Linked DNA regions of Mus musculus: regions 1, 3 and 4 are each linked to region 2. A link is a loop called in an ENCODE intact Hi-C map of the cell type or tissue named here. Cell type or tissue: gastrocnemius. All regions are shown on one strand. Each heading gives the region's core, and the rest is flanking DNA. Links, peaks and the distances in the headings are about the cores only.

Region 1 (5,327 bases), core at 1,107-3,606, 470 kb before region 2:
ATCTATTGTAAATGCTGAACTCACATACAGCTAGCGCCTGACAAACAGACGCTTGTAACACTGTTCGCTATCTGGGGCAGATGCAGTCAGTGACTTGATCCCTTGTAAAATTCTGCTTGAGGTTTCTGTAAAGTCTCCCTCACGCCTTCCCCATGTGATGCTTTCTGTGTTGTGCAGTAAGAACATAGCAAAGCCCTTTGTTAGGGACAGACGCACAGGGACACAGTCACACGGCAGCCTTCAGGCAGGCACAGATTCAGACTCATACAACAGACAGACAAGAGGACAGAAGACACAGGGAGACTGAAATGGGAAGTTCTCATCTAAGCTCACTCTTGGTTCAGTGACCCCCAAGGCGAGGGCTTTGGTTTCTTTCCTTAATTTGATATTAATACATTATTGGTGACTCAGAATTAATCACTAATGTTTTTAATCCACACAAAAACATAAGCAAGTAGTGTTAAATTTTTAAACTGAAAGGAAGGAAGGAAGAAAGAAAGAAGAAAGAAAGAAAGAAAGAAAGAAAGAACCCACATAAAATCAGACATGAATAATGGCCCCTGAGAACTTCCAAGTCCTCCATCCAGTGCTCAGGGTGCGTCAAAAAGGACTTCAGGTGTTGTTAAGGAGCCAGGGAATCTACCATAGTCACAGAGATACTCCCATAAGGCAAGAATTGGGAAGGCGCCAATAGCAGGAGTTACAGAAGAGACCTAATGAAGGAGCCTTGAGCCAAGGGAGGCTGAAGCCTCAGGAAGCCGGAAGAGCCTCCCAAAGGCTTTTATCCACAAGCAAATCACTGTGGATTTCTGCCTCTCAAGGACTACAAATGATGCAAACCCCAGAGTGTGGTCAATTGTTAGTGCAGCTTCAGGAAGTTAACACAGTGGGAGAGTGGCTGCCTGTGATTTCTTTCCATCCCTGAGTGTGTAGGCTTAAGTGGTAGGGAAGTTGGTTAAGTGAGGTGGTATTGTAACTAGGTGTGGGGCTGAGTGTGTGAGTGTGTGTGTGTGTGTGTGTGTGTGTAGCATAATGTGCCCGAGGATGGACAGTTGGGTAGACCGTCCCTCCCATAGTGCTCTAGAACTATGAGGACGCTGACTGAAGGGCTCAAGAGGTCCAGTTGCGGTACATGCCTTTAGCACAGTGCCCAAATTCAAGCGAAACACGAAAGTTTCCTTAACAGAAACTGCCAAGGCTTGTAACTGAAGCAGAACCTGATAGAACAACTTTGGAAATGTGTGGGTGCCTACAAGCACCTCTTTCTTCATCTTCTCTGTGGCTAACATGAGGAAGAGCAAGCTGAGGGACATGGGAATGCCTGGAAGCACAGCAAACACAAGGTGATGATGGTGGCCTTGGGTCGAAGCCATCAGACAACCTACATCAGGTCAGCAGGGAGTTGAGAGGTGAAGCTGGGCTCCTTTTTACCACCCGCAGGAAGAAGGCGGTGAATGAGTGGTTCACACAGAGCTGGGAACAAGGCAACTTTAACTGCGCTGGATCCAGGGCCCCTGAAGCAGCTCCCTCATTCCACGGAGCCACAGCTGAGGCAGCTGGGGCTGCCCACTGCCCTCAAGAAAGGTGTGGAGACCCTGCTGTCTGACTATTAAGTACGCAAAGTAGGTGATGTGCTGACCACAAAGCAGGCCCATGTCCTGAAGCTGTTTGGGAATGAGATGGCTGAATTCAAAGTGACCATCAAATTCACGTGGGATGCCAGGTCGGGAAGATTCCAGCGGGGAACCGGGAGGATGACCTGCCCAAGGTCGCACGTGAGTCTGAGGGAGAGTCTGAAGAAGAGGGTGACAGCTGACTCTGAGAGCCAGAACTAAGGCCTTCCAGCAAGTCCTCCACTGGGCTCCAGTGCTGCTGTCACCTCTCTGGAGGGAGCAGCTTTTTATTTTGCTATGGATAACAACAAGGGAGGGTGTTGGGTAATGATTCTGTTTCTTTATAGAATAAAAGTCTGTCCACAAGGTGCTCCCTGTAGACAGCAGGGGGAAGAAGAGTTCTGGGTGCAGGTCTAACTCTGGTTCTCAGTCACCCATGTGACCTCAGGAAGCCGCTGTCTGTCTTTGAGTCTTCGTTTATTCCTCTGTCAACCACAAAAGTTGGACCTAGAGCCTCCATCCCTGCCGTCCGGTAGCAGGCGTGAGTGCTTGATGTCTGGGTGAGGCTGTGCCCCTCAAGGAGCTGAGCACTTCCAGGGTGGCTGAGCGCCCTCTAGAGGAAGACTCTGGAGTGGCCGAGAATCTCTTCCTCATGGGAGGGATGAGGGATGGTCCCCTGGAAGAGATCGAATGCGTCTCAGGAAATACTGAAGGAGGAGGGTCCCTCCAACACAGTGCAGGCCCAGAACCCCCGGGTAAGACCTTACTTGGAAATTGGGCCTTGCCAATGGGATCAAATAGAAATGGAAGATCCTGGATCAAGCTTCCCACCAGTGTCTGTGGTCCTCCGACCCGGGGAGAAGGCCACGTGATGACATAGGCAGAGACTGGGGTGATGGCATCAGGGAGCCCAAATCTGTGACTCATGATCCTCCTGCCTCAGCTCCCTGCTGAGATCAGGGATGTTCCTCGGTCTGTTCAAGAGGAGTTTCGATGGCTGCTGCTGTGATTCTCTTTGGACTCTCATTAGTGACCTCTGAGAGAAAAGTGTAAATGATTTAGGATTTGGAAATCCTGGCTGCACTGGGAAGAGGACCGACCAAGTGAGTATTGAGGGATTTTCTGGTTTCGCACTGGGAAATTTCAGGGGATTTTTTTTTTAATGGGGGGTTTTCTGAGCTGGGCACTCGAGGTGGAGACCTGCTTTCTCAGAGGTTTTAAACCTCTATCAAAACGAAAAAGGAAAAGGGAGGAGGAGGATGGAGAGTCAGCAAGATGGCAGGTGAGGATGCTTGCAGCTCAGCCTGAGGACTGATTTCCCACGAGAGAACCAAGTCGTCCTTTGTCCACCGCTCTCCACATTTGCAGTACCTTGCACACGTGCATACACATGACAAGTGGGAGCGGGAGTGACGCAGGACACACAAACGCATATTGGGCATGGTGGCTCATGCCTGTAATCTCCAACACTCGGGAATATGAGAAAAGATAGTAGCTGAAGGCTCACAGCCAACCTGAACAACAGAGTCTGTCTCAAAAAAGAGGAAAGAAAGAAAGAAAGAAAGAAAGAAAGAAAGAAAGAAAGAAAGAAAGGAAGGAAGGAAGAAAGGAAGAAAGACAGACAGACAAGACTAGGTGATAGACACTTTAGGCCCAGCACACGGGAATCGGAACAAAGAGAATCTCAGTGACTTCAAGACCAACCTGGTCTACACATCGAGTTCCAGGCTAGCCAGAGCTACAAAGTAAGACCTCATCCTAAAAGAACAAAACGAAACAAAACAAGACAAACAAACGAGGGCTGGAGATACGACCCAACAGTAAGAGCACTTACTGCCCAAATGGGTTCTTAGCACCCACGGTCAGCTCAGAGACCCCTGTAATTCAAATCCTACGGGATCTGGGATCTTCTTCTGATCCTTTCAGTTACAGGAAACATACACAGTACATGGACATACTTGCAAGCAAACAAGAATATAAATAAAATAAAAAGGAATAAATATTTTCTAAAAAAAACCACAGAAGTTATGCATATTACAGATAAGCCTTGGTCTGGGTTTTGAGCAGCTTCACAGCACACTTGAGGCCCCCTTCTTAGTAAGTGGAGGGGCTAAGACTGGAATCCAACTTGACGGATACCCAGAGCCCAGCTCTAAATCCCAAAGGCTGACCTCCATAGATCAGCCAAGCTGCCCTTCCCCAAACCGCCTGTAGGGAAATCAGAGAGCACCAGGCGTTTCCTGGCCAGCAGGGGGTGCCGCAGTCTTAGGCAATAGGAGAACCCTGGGTAACCAGGACAGGAGTCTAAAGGGAAAAAACAAAAAACAAAAAACAAAAACAAAAACTAGAATCAGCCCAATCCCCATTTTACAGAGGAGGAGTCTTGGTCCTAGAGAGAAGAGGAGAAAGGGCCACTCTGGGGTGACTCAGTATCTCTGACCTTCCTCAGCTGTCAGCATTCCTGTTGGGGAACCTGAGTTTTTTCAGCTTGTGGAAACAAGGAGAGGACAAGGGAGGTGACAAAGATTGGCCAAGGTCCAAATACACCTTGTGGGCTTCTTCTTCTATTGGTACTGCAGGTGTTGAACAGAGGACAAGATGACATCATCCTACAGCACCTGAGAAGTTATTTCTCTGCTGGGGAAACAAGCCAGCCAGTTCAAGCTGAATTAGAGTACATACGAAGGCAGGTTTATTGGAAAACCACTCTTGGTCGAGTTCTCTGGTCCGAAGGAATGAAGCCAGGGAAGTTGCCATGGAGAGGGAGACAGAGGGAAGGAGACAGAGGGAGAGAGAAAGAGCATGGGCAGCAGAGAGAGAAAATGCAGAGATGGGGAGAGAAGGGAGTGACCATACAGGGAGGAGCCTCTGGGGGGAGAGAAGCCCAGCCACTGGGCTGGAAAGTTTAGGGTAGAGGGCGGGTATACTAGGTCAGGACTGCGGGGAGAACCTGGAGGCTGGATCAGTCTTGGTATGCAAAATATACACCTCAGTCCCTTATCCTGGCCTGAAACCCAAGAGCACCTGTCTTCCAGGCTAAGGCAGCCATTTGTTGGCTCTTTTGTAGACAGGGTCGGTCTCACTATGTAGCTCTGGCTGTCCTGGAACTAGCTATGTAGACCAGGCTGTTCTTGAGCTCACAGAGACCCTCCTGCCTCTGCTTCCAAGGGCTTGTGGCTTGTGCCACCACACCTAGCTCAGACTAAGGCATCTTGAAGCCTATTTTGGACCTTTTGCAATTTAGGCTCAGGCTCTTTCTCTGTCTCTCTGTCTCTGTCTCTGTCTCTCTCTCTCTCTCTCTCTGTGTGTGTGTGTGTGTGTGTGTGTGTGTGTGCATGCACATGTGTATATGTGGAGACCTGAGGTTGGCATTAAATATCTCTTTAATCTCTCCCGCAGCCCACTCATCCCCCGCATTCCTACACTGAGAATGGGCAGAGGCAGGAGAGTAAACCAGAAGCTTATAGGCCAGTTAGCCTGGAGTAAGGTGCACTGCGGCAGAAACAAGGGACCATGCCTTTACAAGTTCCAGGAGGGGGTTAAGAGAGTGCTGCTCTTGCAGAGGGCCTGAGTTCTGATCCTAGCACCCATTCTGGGTTGCTGCAGCCACCTGAAATGCCAGCATCAAGGGATTTGACACCCTCTTCTAAAATCTGCAGGCACTGACACTCACATGGACAAAAATGGGCAAAGACTCTCTCTCTCTCTCTCTCT
Region 2 (5,327 bases), core at 1,036-3,535:
AAGGGCTGCATGTGTCTCTAATCTCTATCTACTGACAATCTCATAAGAGTCCCTTTATCCCCACCATGTGTCTAGCATCAGGTTAACCACCTCAGGTCCTAACTACCCAACACTAACCTGGTTCTAAGGGGAACAGCACTACTCACACCTCTGACCTCTGTCGGGGAGGTTGGCAATGTCAACAGAGCATATACCTTATGAAGGAATACACCCAAGATAGTGAACGAACCTAGCCAGCAAGATCAGCTAAACCAACCCTAGAGATCATCATGGTGAAAGATAATGCAGCCAGACTGCCCTCGTGTCTCTGATACCTGAGGCAGCTCTTGGGGCCAGCTCCAAGAGAGGCCAGGAGAGTGGGTGGGGCCCTAAAAATCTTGAATACATTGTTAAGTAAGTCATGGTCACAAGTGCTCCAGGTAAGCTTGCTATATGTGGAAATGGCACTGTATAGAACCTCAAGCTCCTGCACACACACATTTAACACTCAAGCATGTGAGCCTCAGGTGTCTGCTTATGGGACATAGATACAGATGTATGCTGTGCAGGCCCCACTCAGTTAAGGCCCGGTGTATCTGCAGTTCCTTCGGAAGCTTGTTCATACCCCTGCCCTGTCAGCATCTTCTCTCAAGGCAGGGAACCACTCCAACCCCATCTCTATAGACTTGTGCACCTGCTTGTGAACCTTACACAGAGGAGCCAGACAGGATGAGGGTATCAGTGTCTGGCCTCGCACTCATCACTGCATCTGAGTGTTGTCATAGAAACAGGATGAGGCTGTCAGTGTCTGGTCTCTCTCATCACTGCGTCTGAATGTTGTCATAGCCACACTACCTCCCCCTCTTTGCTGTTAAAACTGTCCCCAACTTACTTATCCACCTGTGATTTACCATGTAACATAATACTTAGGTGCTTCTGACAACTGGAACACTTGTGATCTGGCAATGGGAACAGGAGGAGGAAATTAGGACATCTCAGTAAGTTCTGTATTTATAGGCCAGTTGCTTCTGGGCCACAAATGGCACAAAAGCTAGCAGCTTAAGGTGTGTGAAGAAAGTCTGGCTACATTCTACACCTGAGACAGCCACAAGGTTCATCTGCTCCTCACAGGGGCTTTTTTAAGTCCTCTACAAGGTTCTGTGGGGGGTTAGGGATCAGTAAAGGGGCCCACTGTGTGGCTGGGATTTTTCTACTACCCCCTCACTGTGGCTGACATTCTGTGGTATTCTGTTATAATAAACCTGGGAGTCAGTAAGTAATCTCAGTCTCTTGGGCCTCTGTTACTTAGGTCACCAAACAAAGAGGCAACAGTAGCATCTGTGCAATGCCTCCCTGTAATAGCGTAATAGTGAGAACCTGGAAAGCACCTAGATGCCCACAGTCAGGTTCATTTAATAACAATATAGATCAGGGCGAGTCACATGCAGGAACAGCAGAGTGAGTAGGACGGCCTGCATGGCTGGGTGCAGGGTGGGAGGCTACAGGCACCTGACTGCACTTCTGTGACTATGTTATGCTGTTTTACAATGACTCCCCCACTAAAACTAAAAAGTAAAAATAAAAGCAGCAGGGCATATGGCATACATATACTGTGATGGTGGCACTCAGAGACTGAAGCAGAGCTGGGTGTTGTGGCCCATGCCTTTAATCCCAGCACTTTGGAAGCTGAGGCAGGAAGACTGAGAGTTTGAGGCCAAACTACACTACAAAGAGAACACTGCCTCAAAAGCTACTTTTAATAAACTGTCCTGAAAGCCAAAGGTGTGTGTCTGCTGGGCTTTGCAGGCAGCTCCCACACTGCTCCCACTTCCTTTTAGAGCCATGCACATGTCGGATCACTTTTGTATCGAATCTGAAATAGCACCAATGCAGAGGGCAGAGAGGGTCATCAGGAGCCATGTCTGGAGAAGTGGGGAGACTGGAATAAAGGTCACAAGAGCCCTGTGAGGCAGCTAAGTTCTCCATTACAGATTGGTGACCCGTGATGACAGCTAATGGCTCCGACCTAGAGGTCTGAAATCCTCAGACAGGAAGTTCTGAAAGGTGATGTACATGTCAGCTGCACAGCAGAGGCCACCTCAAAGGATTTACATCAGATCTTCAAGGTACTTCACCAAGAAGCTAAAACTTTCAAAGGACGTACTGTTAATCCTAGCCCTAAATGGATTTCAAAAGGGTCACCAAGATAAAACTCCAAAGACCCCATATTAAAGGTCAAGACTTTGGAATTGTCCCAATGGCCTCAGAACATTCCTGAGCCTGCACCTCAGAGCTGGATCTTCCCCTCTGAGCTCAGAAACCACACTTATTCCAGATCCAGCGAAACAGAAGCTGATAACAAGGGAAACCACACAGGGAGATGTGAATTAGCACCATCTGTGGTCAGGGGGAGGAGGAGGAGGGCTCTGTGGCTACAGCACCACCTAGTGGCCACTGCTAAGGTCACCACCACCCAGCAACTTGATTTGCCCCAAGAAGTCAGTACCTGCCTTTGCTCTGGGCGCTCCACCGTTTTTTCTCTTGCTTTCAAGAGCAGGACCTGCACTGTGCTGCATTTGGAGTAAGTAACTAGCACAGAATGAAATTAGGCTGGCTCAGTCCCAGCATAGATAAGGGTCTGGTAATGCTCTGCTGAAGGTCTGCCCTGGGGATTGCAGCCTCCCTCTACTCGGATGGACTATGACAACTAAGAGCAGCTCCAGAAAATGCCAGCACCACACTGAGGACCACTGAGTGTATTCTCCTGTGCTAAAATCTCTCCTCTACTCTGAATGTGCTGTACTGGTTACTTTGGGTCCATGACTCAAACTTTCTTGGAGTTATAACAAGAGCCTCCGTAGCCCCTGCCTCTCAGAAGAATAAATGGGGCTGAGGGTTGAACTGAGTTAAATTCTTGCTTGCTGGGCAACAAAACTGAAGCAGAGGCACCCCTAAGACCTCTCTGCCTTCTCCATTGCTCTTAGAAGTGCTGGCCTATGTACTCCTCAGTCATTAGATCTTTGAAATTGAACCATGCTGAGGGGATGGCAAGTCAATCAGCAGGAGTCCTTCATGGAACCCTACCACACTGAACTACCCTCAACATAGTCAAAAGCTGCACATGTCGTTTCCAGTGTGACTACATGTGATGACAGGGTAATTACGATTAAATGAGTTTGCAGGGTCAGGCTCCACCCCTGACAGAATTAGTGCCCCATGGAGTCAGAGAGACCAGAGGTTGAGCTCTCTGACTTCATTCTCTCACAGGCGGGGCCAGGTACTGTGAGAAGGTAGCTAAGGTCTAATGTGGCCCCAGGTTTCATGAGTCCTAACCTCTATTCCTGAAATGAGGCCACGTTAGGAAGTAAGGCTTATGAGTGGTATTTAGGTGATGGAGTGAAGCTGTCATGAGTGGGTTAATATCTTTCTCACTGTGAATTTCTCCTCTCCTGGCCCTTGACGAGTTAGTTACCTTAAGAGCAAGTTCCTGCAAGCTGACAAGAGAGCTCAGAAAGTAAAGGCTCTTGCCACCAATGCCGAACTCCACCGACAAAAGGAGAACGGTTACCTCTCTTCCACTGTCACGTGCACTCTGCAGTGTGGCCGTGTGCACACACTCACATCTCTTCCACTGCCACGTGCACTCTGCAGTGTGGCCGTGCGCACACACTCACATCTCTTCCACTGTCACGTGCACTCTGCAGTGTGGCCGTGCGCACACACTCACATCTCTTCCACTGTCACGTGCACTCTGCAGTGTGGCCGTGCGCACACACTCACATCTCTTCCACTGCCACGTGCACTCTGCAGTGTGGCCGTGCGCACACACTCACATCTCTTCCACTGTCACGTGCACTCTGCAGTGTGGCCGTGCGCACACACTCACATCTCTTCCACTGTCACGTGCACTCTGCAGTGTGGCCGTGCGCACACACTCACATCTCTTCCACTGCCACGTGCACTCTGCAGTGTGGCCGTGTGCACACACTCACATCTCTTCCACTGCCACGTGCACTCTGCAGTGTGGCCGTGTGCACACACTCACATCTCTTCCACTGCCACGTGCACTCTGCAGTGTGGCCGTGTGCACACACTCACATGCAGAGAAGCACGCAAAGAGGTAAATGCAACACAAATTTTAAAGAAACACTTGAAGCATTGCAATGGGGATTACCTGCTCTGTAAAGCTCACAGATTAAAAGAAATCAGGTTACCATGCGCTTACTGAGCAAATATATGGTTTCTTTTACACAGCCTTTTTGACTGTGAGTTGAAGCAGCAGAAGGTTCTCACAAGGCATGGATACCTAATTTTGAACTTCTTGGCCTTCTAAATCTTAAGCCAAAATAAAGCTCATTTCTTTAAATGACCTAGTTTCTCAGAGCTTAAGAGATGACTTGGTGGTTAAGAGCACCAGCTGCTCTTTGAGAGGACCTGGGTTGGATTCCCAGAACCCACATGATGGCTCATAATCATCTTTAATTCTAGTTCCAGGGTATCCAATACCCTCAGCAGGCATTAGACACTCACATGGATTATAGATATATGTGCAGGCAAAACACCCATGCACATAAGAAATAAAAGATATTTTTAATTACTTAGTCTCAGTGAATTTGTTACAGTAAAAGAAAACAGACTCAGACAGCAGCTGTCTATAAACTAAAAAGAAATCCCCACCAGAAACCAGCCCTGACCTCAGCTTCAAAGTGGATATCCGTCTTCCAGAATAGTGGGCAAACACACGCCACTAAGCCTATTGGGATAAAGCCTGGGCAGACTAAAATGAGTGGGACGCAGACACATGGAACCATCCGACACTGAGCAGTACACAGGCAAACGGCAAGGAGTGTCCTTACAGAGCGATGTCTCGTGGCTGATGTTCTCAAAGAGAATGTTCAAGGTCTGTAGCAGCTGCACACACACATAACGGCCTGATTTCTGCCGCAGAATGTTCAAGAAGAAAACAAACATATTCTTCTCCAGGAAGAAGCTGGGGAAAGAACAAGAAAGGGTCAGTGGGTGATACGCTCACGGCTGCTATGTGTAGGCTCGCCCTATGAAGATCACCAGTGGCAAGACTAGACTGTTAGGGCTGCCTGGATAGTCTCAGTGCCCTTGATCCCATCTGCAAGGGAGAACAACACATGCACTCTGACTCTTCCTTTTCCTGTCTAAGCAGACCAGGGTGGTGCTACTTACATGAAATGGTGAACTAGATTCTGACAGAATAGGGATGCTCTCTTCCTGCTAAGTGACCACACAGCAGTCTGTGCACCACAAGCATCGTTCCCCAGGACATACACAACCGGAATCCTTAGCTTCCCCACAAAACCTATTTCCCTTGCGCT
Region 3 (5,327 bases), core at 1,785-4,284, 300 kb before region 2:
CGGCATGGATGCAACCTTGGTCCCTTCCTGGCTCCAGGGGGCAGAGAAGAGAGTGTGACACTACGGGTGTGTGCCCACAGGAGAGCCATGGAGGTGGAGGCCCTGCTCTTGTGCAGCAGTCCGCCCAGCCACTGAGGCGCCTGACCCTTCAGGCAGCTAACCAGAGCCTCCTCCTAGTTGTACAAGGTTGTCAAGGGGCCCTGCTGAGCCATCTGGAGTTAAGCTGTTGGCCAAGAGCCCAGAGCCCTTGAGTGAACAATGCCCAGAACACCAGAGTGGACCCCTCAGGACAGCCCACACATCCTCCAGAGGACTTTTTCTCTATCTCTCACCTGTCCCTCTATCCTGCAGTCTAGAATGACAGCAATCAGCTCCCAGGTGCAGGCCCAGCTGGAAAAGAAGCTCCGCCACCAAGAAGACTATGTGAGAGGCATTCAGAACCTGGTGGGTAGCCAGGCCCTGCTAAGGGAGCATGAGGGGCTCTGGCCTGGCCTGTGGCCTGCAGCTCTCCAGCCCAGGCACCAGAGGCTGCAAAGTGCTGTCTCTGTAGTCTCCCACTGATCTTGCCTCAGTTTCCCTGCCTAGGTATAGCCAGTGGGCACTCTGGACAGTGTGACAGAGGGTCTGTTGCTACTGACTTGGGTGGGGCTAGGCGCTGTCCCGGCAGGTGACCACCCTGTGGGGCAGAGGCCAGGCCAGGCCAGGCACGTGCTGACTTGCCACCTCCTTCTCTACCTGGAGCAGCTGCAGCTGAGCTGGACCATGAGTATAGGAGAGGGCACCAGTGCAGTCCCAGTCCCAGCCCCAGCAGCCTTGGGCCTTCAGACTGCATCTCACAGCCCTATCTCACTCAGAAAAGCAGTCTCCTCTCTGTAGATGCCCACAGCTTATTTCTTAGACACTTGTGACCTCTGGCCTTTGGCATGCTTTCTTCATTCTTGTAGGCTCCAAGTTAATACCCACCTATGCCTGCTGTCCAGGCTTCATCCATCCACTGCCTGACTCCACTCACATACACAGCCTTGCTGTGAAGATTCCACGGCTGGCACTGGGTGTCTGTCTGTGGGCTCCAGCAAGGCTTTCAGCCTGGTCAGCAGACAGCCCTGCCCTGAGCAAGCTGAGAACCTAGCCTCCTCACAGCTAAGAACCACTCTTACAGCCCCGGGGATTCTTACTGGCCAGGGTCACACAGATATTCTCATGGCTGTGACTCACAGCAGCACAAGGGTACAGAGTGGGGTTGACAATAGGGAAAGATGCTGGGCTGAAGCTCCAAAACCCTACATGCAGCGCTCCACTGTGTCACACTGAATGCCAGCCACTTCCCCGGGGATTGTTTTGTGATGCCCGTGGGAAGCATCAACTGGAAAAGCCCTAAGGAGACACACAGGGTTCTACCAGGGCTGTCATACCACACAGGTTCCAGCTTAGTGGAGGATGCACATTTGTATAGTAGGGGGTAGCTGGCCCTCCTGTCAATCCCAGGTAACCAGGTCAGCAGTCCTAGTGCCGCTAACTTATTGCTACCCCACTCCTTACTCCAGAGCACAGACTCTGTGTCCTCTAGGGCTCAGATGTTAGGCATGGCTGGCCTTCCTGGCTTGTGCTGTAGGATCACTGAGGTGTCAGGGGAATACCTGTTGCAGAGCCTCCAGCCATGCTGAAGGAGGCCTATCTGGAGGCGATGCCATGGCCTCGGGCTGAGGAGGCCAGGCAGTGGCTACAGGCCTGGCTGTTCAGGTTGTCTGGGAGTCGAGGCTAAGGCCCACCCAGATGAACCCTGGAGCTGGGAAGGGGTGTGTATGATAAGGTGGGGTGGGGCTGAGCTCAGTGAAGGTGCCTCTGACAGCTGTCTCTGCCCTCCCTACTCCCCAAGGTCATCCACCGTACAGTGTCCTGGGCTGAGACTCAGGCCTCCTGGGTCCTGAGCAAACCCTTGCTGAGCACATCCTCTTATGCAGCCGTGTAAGTGTGCTGAGACTTACTCGCGAGTCCTGTGTTCCTGCTACATGACAGGACTGAGTCTGTCTGTACTGTAGGGCAGCATTGCCACACAGGAGGTTCTCATTTGACAGGTGGGAAACTGAGGCTTAGGCTCTGCGCAAGCACTGTTCACATTCTAGTTAGTTTTGCAAAACACTTAGCTATGGGGAAAGGCATCCTTGGCTAGCAGGCTGGATGTGGTCTAATGGGCAGGAGGCCAGTCCCTGACCTATATGTATTAGGTGGCACACTGCTGCAGAAAGACACATGGGTGAGGGTAAAGCTTGGCTGAGAAGCACAAGAGGGCTCCCCTTTTTAAAGTACGGTTCTTTGGGCCTGCACGTATGTGGGCCCGCATGTGTATGCACTCGTATGTGGATGCCTGAAGCTGATAGAGAATAATGGCCTTACTTGTTGAGGCAGGCTCTCTCAATCAATCCCAGAGTTCACTGATAGGGCTAGTCTTGCCAGGCAGCTTGTTCTGGGGATCCATCTGCCTTCTGAGAATGAAATCACAAGTTCTGTCATGCTCGCCTCACATTTATGTGTGGTTCTCAGTATCTGATCTTGTGCTTGCGTGGCAAGTGCCTTAACCACTGAGCCTTCTTGCCAGCCCAGAGGTGGTGAATTTTGAGTATGCAGCTCTGGGTAGGCACACACTGGTGGAGAGCAGGGTTTGGGAGGTTGCAGAGCCGTGGTACCGGTCTGAAAAGTAGTAAGGAAGCCAGCAGGATTTGAGCACGTTCCAGGTGGTTTAAGGCCTTGGCTTCTGCTTGGAGATGGGCGCATACAAGGGGTTTGGCCCAGGGGAAGGTGGATCTCTGTGTATTCCCACTGGCCCCCATGGTGAGGGGCCTGGCTGTTCAGGTTGCCTGGAAGTTGGCAGCTAAGGCCCATCCCAGTGTCCCTGCACAGAGTATAGGGCTGGCTGGGGTTGCTGGAGCAAACTCAGTGTGGAAGGGATGAGAGGCAGTCAGAATCCAGATGTGCTTTTAGGTCAGCCTGGAGAGGATCAGGACTCACCTGGATGGCGGTGGTAAAAGAGGAGTGAGAGGTGATTTCAAAGTATTTGGCCTCAACAGCCGGAAGGACAGAGGCCCCTCTATAGACAAGGGGCAAACCACAGGGGCTTCTGTGCGTGGCTAAACAGTGCAGTGTAAGCAGAACTGTAGCGGCCTGAACCACAGGACTTTTCTCATGCTGTTCTGTGCTGTTAGATGAGAAGGGATTAACCATGGAGACGTGGGCAGCGAAGGCCTCACAGGTAGGAGCCGGCAAGAGCGCCTACAGTTCCCTTCTTGCCCAGCAGGTGGCAGCATGGTGCCTCTTGGGTGTGGGAAACTTGACCCTAACTCTTGGTTGAATTCCTACTCTGCCTCAGTTTCCCCACCTGTAAACTTGGGACATACCTCAAAGGAAAACGAGTGAAGAAACAGCTAGAAACCTAGCAGGGTCTGTGTAGACCGAGGGCTTCAGCAGATGGCACTGAGTGGCCGTTCTCAGTGCCTCACCCCCAGATTTTTCTCACTCTTTCCAACCTCAGGTTCCACAGCCTGAGAAAGTTCTAGAGTCTCTCCCTAGCCTGGAGAAATCTCTGACAATCCCCCTTTGTCTGGGCTCCTGTTCTGGCCCACTCAGCATCATCTTACTGTGCCTGTAAACCTCTGACAGGTACCCTGGCTTGCCTCCCTCAGTGTCTACGCCCATCCCCATTACCCCACTGGCCCCTGGAGCAGGGTGCACAGGCAGCTGTGGCCCTATTGCAGGACTTTGGATTATCTTATAAGGACACTTCTGCAGAGAGAGGGGAGCCCTCTCTAGGGGGACAGCATCTGTGATTCCTTTCCAGCCTGTGACATCACTGTCCTTCAGGGAAAGAGAGGCTCAGTGAGCCATCTCGACTTGCTGGGGGACCCATCTCTGTGTCCATCTCCTCTGTGTCCATTTCAGGAACCACTCCGTGACCGTAAGGCTTGCCACTCCTGCCTGTGGGGGATGGGCCCCTGCACGCAGCCCAGGTGGTCAGTTACCTGGTGGAGGAGAAATTCCTGTGGCCACTCCACAGGTTGTATGAGCCTAAAGTGCTAGCCAGGTTCTATGGGTTCCAGCATCGCCTGCTGAGAAGCCTTTTCAAGGGTAAGTCCTGCCCACTTCCCGGTCCTCTGCCTGTGGGATCCTATAGGGCTTCATGACCAGTAGGCACAGGAAAGCCTGTCAGGTCCCGTGGAATCGCAGCCCAGCCCCACAAGTTCCTGGGCTTGGTGAGGTCATCTGGGGCTACTGACCCTGCTAGGATTCTGTCAGGAATATAAAGTCCTGGCTGGCTAAGGAGGCATACACAACATCTGGGGGTTCCTTCTGAGGCCAGCCTTCTCCCAGGGGGCCTTGGTGGAGAAAGAGAGGGCTGAGCTCCAGTTGGAGCTGGAAGGCTGCTAATGGAGCCTTATGGAGGAGGCGGCGGTGTCTGTAGCCTGTGGCCCTGATGTGCCTCTGAGAAGACCCCGGGGAAGCCGCCTCTGGCTCGCGCTGCTATATAATTTCTTCATCCTCAGTTTCCTCCCGTGTGAAGTAGAGGGAATGCCACGGCTGGCTTGTGCAGGCATGCCATCTGAACCCAAGCCCTTGCTACAGAGGAGGCAGAGCTTCAGGCGTGGCATAGGGTGGTTTATGGTGTGCCGACATTCCCGAGCTCAGCGTCTTGGGAGCGCCCCCAGACTTGGAAGCACACTTGTTTCTGGGTTAACACTTAGCGTCGAGCTGGTCTGTCCTCTTCTCAGATTGAGCTGTGGTAGCCAGTGCCAGGTCCATGGTGACCTTTGATGGGCAGATGTGGGACCTGGGTCCCTGCTGTGGCAGCTTCCTGCTAGCCAAGACCTCTCAGTAAATGTCCTCTCTGATGCTGAGCCGCACAAGCTCGGAGTTCACGTCCTTCATGTAGAGCTGAATGAACCACGCAACCCTTGTTCTGTATCCTAAAGCTTACCTGTACCCTAAAGCTTAGTGCATGGGTTGGGGGCTGGGCTGGGGGTGGGGAGGACTCCCCAGAGCCTCTTGTCCACATGTTGCCTAAGGGTTAGTTGCTGGGAGTGATTCCAGACTCACCCGTGTGTGTGGTCCACAGGCTTACAAGATGTATGACACTGCCTGGCCTTGGGGCTGCTGGGGTCTAGAGCCATCTCCTGCTGAGCACTGGGTCCAGGGCTGAGCTGAGCAGCTAGGATGGTGTGTCCATCTCCTGGGATGTGCCAGCAGGCCTCTGCAGTCTGATGCTAGGCCTGTGGCACCATGGTGGGTTGGGGCTTGATGTTCCCCACAAGGGCCTTTTCCAGCTCTGCCGGGGCCAG
Region 4 (5,327 bases), core at 1,655-4,154, 200 kb before region 2:
GGGATTTTGTTGTTCTTTTTTCCTTAGTGCCCCATCCCATTACACACGAGCATGTGCATGCATGCATACACATACATGCATGTGCACACACACACACATGCACACACACAAGAACTTGTGCATGATCTCTGTTTCTATTATGTGCTGAGACTTGAGCTAAGATATAAATCCTGGAGTGTCTCAGGGAAACTGCAGAGGAGCTCCCAGCGCCCATAGCCCCACTAAGTGGTGCATGCAAGGATTTGAAGCTCCAAGGTGGGTCAAAGCCCCATGCCAGGAAGGCACAGAGGGGAATTCAAACCCAGGTCTCACTACAAGCTACCTTCCCGTGCAGTTTCTAACAGAAACTGGAGCCAGCAGCAAAAGAGGCACAGACAGAACCTGGGGCCAGCAGGGAGGGGGCTGGAGGAGCAGGGGAGGGTGAGGAACTGCTGAGCAGGAAGAGCTAAGCAGAAAGTGAAAGGGACCTGGGGCCCAGAATAGCTGTGGGTGGCAGTAGGGGGAGGTGGCAGGGAGAGAGAACTCTGCAGACCAGGAGGCGGGTGCTGCCTATTCCCCAGGGAAGGGAACCCATGGGAGAGTCCTCTGCCAAGGCAGCCTTGGTGGAGGCAATACTACAGGGGGAGGGTTGCCTAAGGAACAGGCATCTCTAGTGATAAGATGGGTAGGCAGGCTGCCCATTCACAGAAGCCCATGAAACACCCTGGACCACAAGAAGCTGGCCTCCACGGCATCACAGTGGTACCCCTTACAGGAGCAGACATGGACAACCCTTCAGAATATAAGCAGGGCCTTATATATACGTATTGCATGCTGTGTCTTTAGGGCTCAGAGAAGTGCCTGGCATACAGCTGGTGTTTAATAAATGTATGTAGAAGGCAGAAGGTGGGAAGGGAGACAAACGGGGAGGAAAAGAGAAGGGGGGAAGAAAGAAAGCAAAGGGGAGAAGGGATAAAGAGAGGAAAAGGAAGCAGAGGGTGGGGGAGGAGAAGGAGGTGGAGGAGGTGGTGGCAGGGGTCCCTACCAGATGTGAGCATCCTTCTGCTCTCTTGTGTCTTAACTTTTATTGGCCTGTGTTAATTAAAAAAAAAAAAGAAGTTTCCAAGGAGAGGTTGATTTTGTAAACAGTGCCAATCTTTCCACTCAGGTGGCCTCACAACACCGCCCCCCCCTCCATCCATGCCTTCGGGAACTTAAGACCAACTAACTCATCCAGGGTAGAGTAACAGAGAAGCCACCGGAAGCTCACAGGACAGGCTGTACCAAACCTACAGGGCGGACACACGTCCCACTCCTCCCCCAGGGGGGTGTTACCTCTGCCAGGGTGGAGACCTTGACCAGGGGATCTTGCCCAAGCTGCTCTGATCTCTAGGAGGAACTCCACCCGCTTGCTTTCCAGGAACTCTGCCTGCCACTGTGGGCTGTGGCTCGCAGCCCAGCCGCAGGCTGCACCAATTCGGACAGGACACTGCTACTCTGGACCACTGTGGACCCTGGCTCTCTCACCTGTGCTACCCAGGAAATGGGGCCCCCCACTTGGGTGCATTGAGGGCACTCTGAGTTTTGATTTTGCCATCAGTTTCTTCCTCACCTCTGCTCCCCACTCCTCCCTCTTTTCCTCCTCTGTCTTCTTTTTCTTACTCTCCTCTTTCATTTTTGATGCTGCTGGGGCCTCTCACATGCCTGGCAAGATCCCTGCTACTGAGCCACACTTCAAGCCTTTCGGCTATAAATCTAACAAACCCCACCACAGTTCAGTGGCATTTAGCAATTCAGCCTCTTACAGCCTAGCTTTCAGAGTTCATTTATGCTGAAATTTTTACCTAGCCTCATTTCCTCTACTCTGGAATGACTCCTCCATTTCCCTACACTCTGGTTGGTACCAGGGTCCTCCTGCCTCCACCCTCTAAGTGCTGAGATCAAGGTGTGCACCACCTGCCACACCTGGCTTATGCGGTGCTGAGAACTGAACCTAGGGCTTTGCGCATGCCAGGCAAAGACTGTACCACCGAGCTATGGCCCATCTCCAAGACCTATCTGCAGCTCAGGCTGGCCTTGAGCTATCACCTACTCAGCCTTCCTCATGTTTGAGGAAGGTGAGTCTTCAGCCAGTTACTGATACCAAACAAGCAGAGAACTGCATCCTCTGGGGTGCAGCTCCTCACAGCCTAGTCCTTATATTGGAAGCTGCCATGGGTTCTTTGCATAGTGACAAATCACCTGTGTAAACCCAGGAGGGACGGGGGTGGGGTGGGGTGGGGTGGAGAGGGATTGTCATAAGTTTGAGGTGAAGGAAGCATGGTAAAACACCTGGGGTAGAAAAAGTGGGGTTTCTCTCCTTTTGTGTTTCAGGTGGCAACTTAGCAGCAACTGGGGACCTTTCTTTTTTCTTTTTTTTTTTCTGTTGTCCCTTTTTAAAAAATAATTTTCTTTTTTCATTTCTTTATTGTTTAATCTTTTTTTTTTTTTTTTTAACAATCTAGACCTTATATCCCTGTAGGTCCACCCGCCAACTGTTCCACATCCCACATCTCTTACCCCAATCTCCAAGATTTTCCCATGCATACCCTCCATCCCATCAGAACTCCCCACTCTGAGGGCCCCACATTTCTTGAGCGTTAGGTGTATCTTTCTTAATACCAGATCTAGTGGCAAAACTTCCACTGCTCTTCCTGTACCTGTTGGGTAGCCTGGCCCTTGTGCTCCGGCTTTTCTCTACCTTTGCTTGAGCTCAGGGTGGGGCTGGCTCGGCTCTCTTCATTCTCCAGTCTGATGACCTCCTCAATCCTATAATCTTGTCCTCTACTGAGACGCCCGCAGGGGTTTCTCTCCTATTCAGTGGACCCTGACTGACATGTGTCAGGACAGGAACTCAAACTCAGCTCACCTGTCTCCTGGGGCTAAGCCTGGTGCAACAAAACCTCTTGGTTGAACTTTCTCCAGCTCCAGCTGTGCAAGATCTCTGCTCTTGTCTACTAGAGTTGAGTTGCAATACCATCTCTCACCAGCAGGGGAGACCAGCCAGTAGGAAGTGCTGTGACAGAACTCTGCTTAGAAATCGGTTCTCCACGAGTTGGTCTTCCTTCTTCTTGATTTTCTTGTGTTTTGGAAATTGTATCTTGGGTATTCTAGGTTTCTGAGCTAACATCCACTTATCAGTGAGTGGATATCAAGTGACTTCTTTTGTGATTGGGTTACCTCACTCAGGATGATATCCTCCAGATACATCCATTTGCCTAAGAATTTCATAAATTCATTGTTTTTAATAGCTGAGTAGTACTCCATTGTGTAAACGTACCACATTTTCTGTATCCATTCCTCTGTTGAGGGACATCTGGGTTCTTTCCAGCTTCTGGTTATTATAAATAGGGCTGCTATGAACATAGTGGAGTATGTGTCCTTATTACCAGTTGGAACATCTTCTGGGTATATGCCCAGGAGAGATATTGCTGGATCTGCCAGTAGTACTACGTCCAATTAAAAAAAAAAAAAAGAAAGAAAGAAAAAGAAATCGGTTCTCCAAATCTGTTGGTGGCCTTTTTGTCTTATTGACAGTGTCCTTTGTCTTACAGAAGCTTTGCAATTTTATGAGGTCCCACTTGTCGATTCTCGATCTTACAGCACAAGCCATTGCTGTTCTATTTAGGAATTTTTCCCCTGTGCCCATATCTTCGAGATTATTCCCCACTTTCTCCTCTATAAGCTTCAGTGTCTCTGGTTTTATGTGAAGTTCCTTGATCCACTTAGACTTGAGCTTTGTACAAGGAGATAGGAATGGATCAATTCACATTCTTCTCCATGATAACTGCCAGTTGAGCCAGCACCATTTGTTGAAAATGCTATCTTCTTTCCACTGGATGGTCAAACATTTCAGAGAACCCAGGCTCTCAGAAATTCCTACAACTGAGGCTGACATAGCCAGGCACTTCTCAGAAGTCTGAAGCCAAATTATCTGGGGAGTACTGGGCAAGTTTCTGAACCTCTCTGAGCTTTAATCTCCTTTGTGATTATAGTGTGCCCATGTATAATCCCAGCACTCGAGGGACTGAGGTAAGAGAATTTTGAGTTTGAGAACAACCTGGACTACAGAGGAAGACCGGGCCTCAACAAACAAACAAACAAACAAACAACAAACAAACAAAGAAAGCACATGGCTGACAATATCTGTGCTGAGGATCTTTGAAGGATGGAATGAGCTAAGGTGCCTGATGTCAATGAAAAATTACCCTGTCCTCTGCTGCAGCCTCCTATAATTTGATTCTGCTCCGTGAGATCGCAGGTCTCAGTTAGGGGTGGCTCTCAAGGGTCTGGAGGGCTCTTCATTCTATGGCTGATATCTTGGCTGGTATTATGAGAGGACGTCTCTGCTAACCTGAGGCCTCCTCCTATGTCTTGGACGTCCTTTGAGTGTGGCAACCTGAGGGAGTCACCTCACACCTGGTAGCTCAGGTTGGGCTATCTGTTCTAAAATACAAGGCAGAGGAGGGGTGAGATGCCTCAGAAGTAAAGACGGTCTTTATCAAACATGATGCCCTGAATTGAGTCGCCAGAACCCATATAATAAAAAGAAAACCCATGGCCCCCTCCTCTCCCTTGCCCCCAACACATATACAAACACACGATTTAAAACCAAGGCAGCCTCAGAGGTCACATGGGGTCACTGCTGCGATATTCTTGTGGTTGAATTGGTCGCCTTAACCACTAACCCAACTGGACTGAGGATCACTTTGGAAGCATACCTAAGGATGTTTCAAGGGAGGTTTAACTGAGCAGGAAAGATGACCCTGGGCATGGGCAACACTCCCATGAACTGGAGCCCTGAACTATATCAATCTAAGAAAGTGAGGATCAGTATTCGCATCACTCTGTCCCTTATGGATGCTATGTGACCAGCTGCCTTCCTGACACAATGAACTGTGCCCCAAACTGTGCGCCCAAATGATCCTTGCCCTCTCTAAGTCACTCTTGTTAGGTATGCTGTCATGGCAGTGAAAAATAGCCTGTGAAAGCCCACTCAATCTCGGGGGGGGGGGGCTGTGGACCCACCTGTAAGCCCAGGAAGTGTTAAGGAGTGCTTGGCTGTGCCTTCAAGGCAGTGTCTAGAATAGCCATGCTCTCTGCTAGAGATGGGAAAGGAAACAACATCTGCAGGTGTGAGAACAAGGACATATCAATAATCACTTGATTCTTGATGCTTGCTGGTCACAGCAGACAGGGACAGGCAACCCAGGTCTGGGGAGGGACACAGCCTCCAGCTGACCAGCCATCACTGTCTCTTCATTCTCTCCCACGTCTGTGGAGGCAAAAGAATATGGCTAGCCAGACCT

What was found. Peaks named below come from ENCODE experiments on the same cell type or tissue, not always from the same donor. Only the 100,000 strongest peaks of a DNase experiment are listed, where the experiment ranks them.
Region 1: it touches region 2 in a loop (2.2-fold over the local background); 13 of 42 quality-filtered maps call a loop at or near these places.
Region 3: a loop joins it to region 2, with 4 times the contacts of the local background. A loop is called at or near these places in 28 of 42 quality-filtered maps.
Region 4: a loop joins it to region 2, with 3 times the contacts of the local background. A loop is called at or near these places in 5 of 42 quality-filtered maps.

The regions. Positions count from the first base shown.
Region 1 is chr16:11,033,159-11,038,485 of GRCm38, reverse strand. Gm10832 (a long non-coding RNA gene) reads right to left here. Exons shown (of 3, transcript XR_003951970.1): 2 at 2,381-2,649; 3 at 414-2,289. It also overlaps the pseudogene Gm3919. Among named protein-coding and RNA genes, the nearest start is that of Gm10832, 4.0 kb to the right of the region's middle. In gastrocnemius, for the core only: a CTCF peak has its summit at 2,232 (motif pointing left); a DNase peak (open chromatin) is centred at 2,227.
Region 2 is chr16:10,562,779-10,568,105 of GRCm38, reverse strand. It overlaps Clec16a (C-type lectin domain family 16, member A), which reads right to left. Exons shown (of 23, transcript NM_001204229.1): 3 at 4,836-4,969. Among named protein-coding and RNA genes, the nearest start is that of Clec16a, 20 kb to the right of the region's middle. In gastrocnemius, for the core only: a CTCF peak has its summit at 2,423 (motif pointing left); a DNase peak (open chromatin) is centred at 2,424; H3K27ac peaks cover 1,029 bases.
Region 3 is chr16:10,866,058-10,871,384 of GRCm38, reverse strand. No RefSeq gene overlaps it. Among named protein-coding and RNA genes, the nearest start is that of Rmi2, 34 kb to the right of the region's middle. In gastrocnemius, for the core only: a CTCF peak has its summit at 3,284 (motif pointing right); DNase peaks (open chromatin) are centred at 3,283 and 4,083; H3K27ac peaks cover 913 bases.
Region 4 is chr16:10,765,014-10,770,340 of GRCm38, reverse strand. No RefSeq gene overlaps it. Among named protein-coding and RNA genes, the nearest start is that of Socs1, 18 kb to the left of the region's middle. In gastrocnemius, for the core only: a CTCF peak has its summit at 2,993; a DNase peak (open chromatin) is centred at 2,970.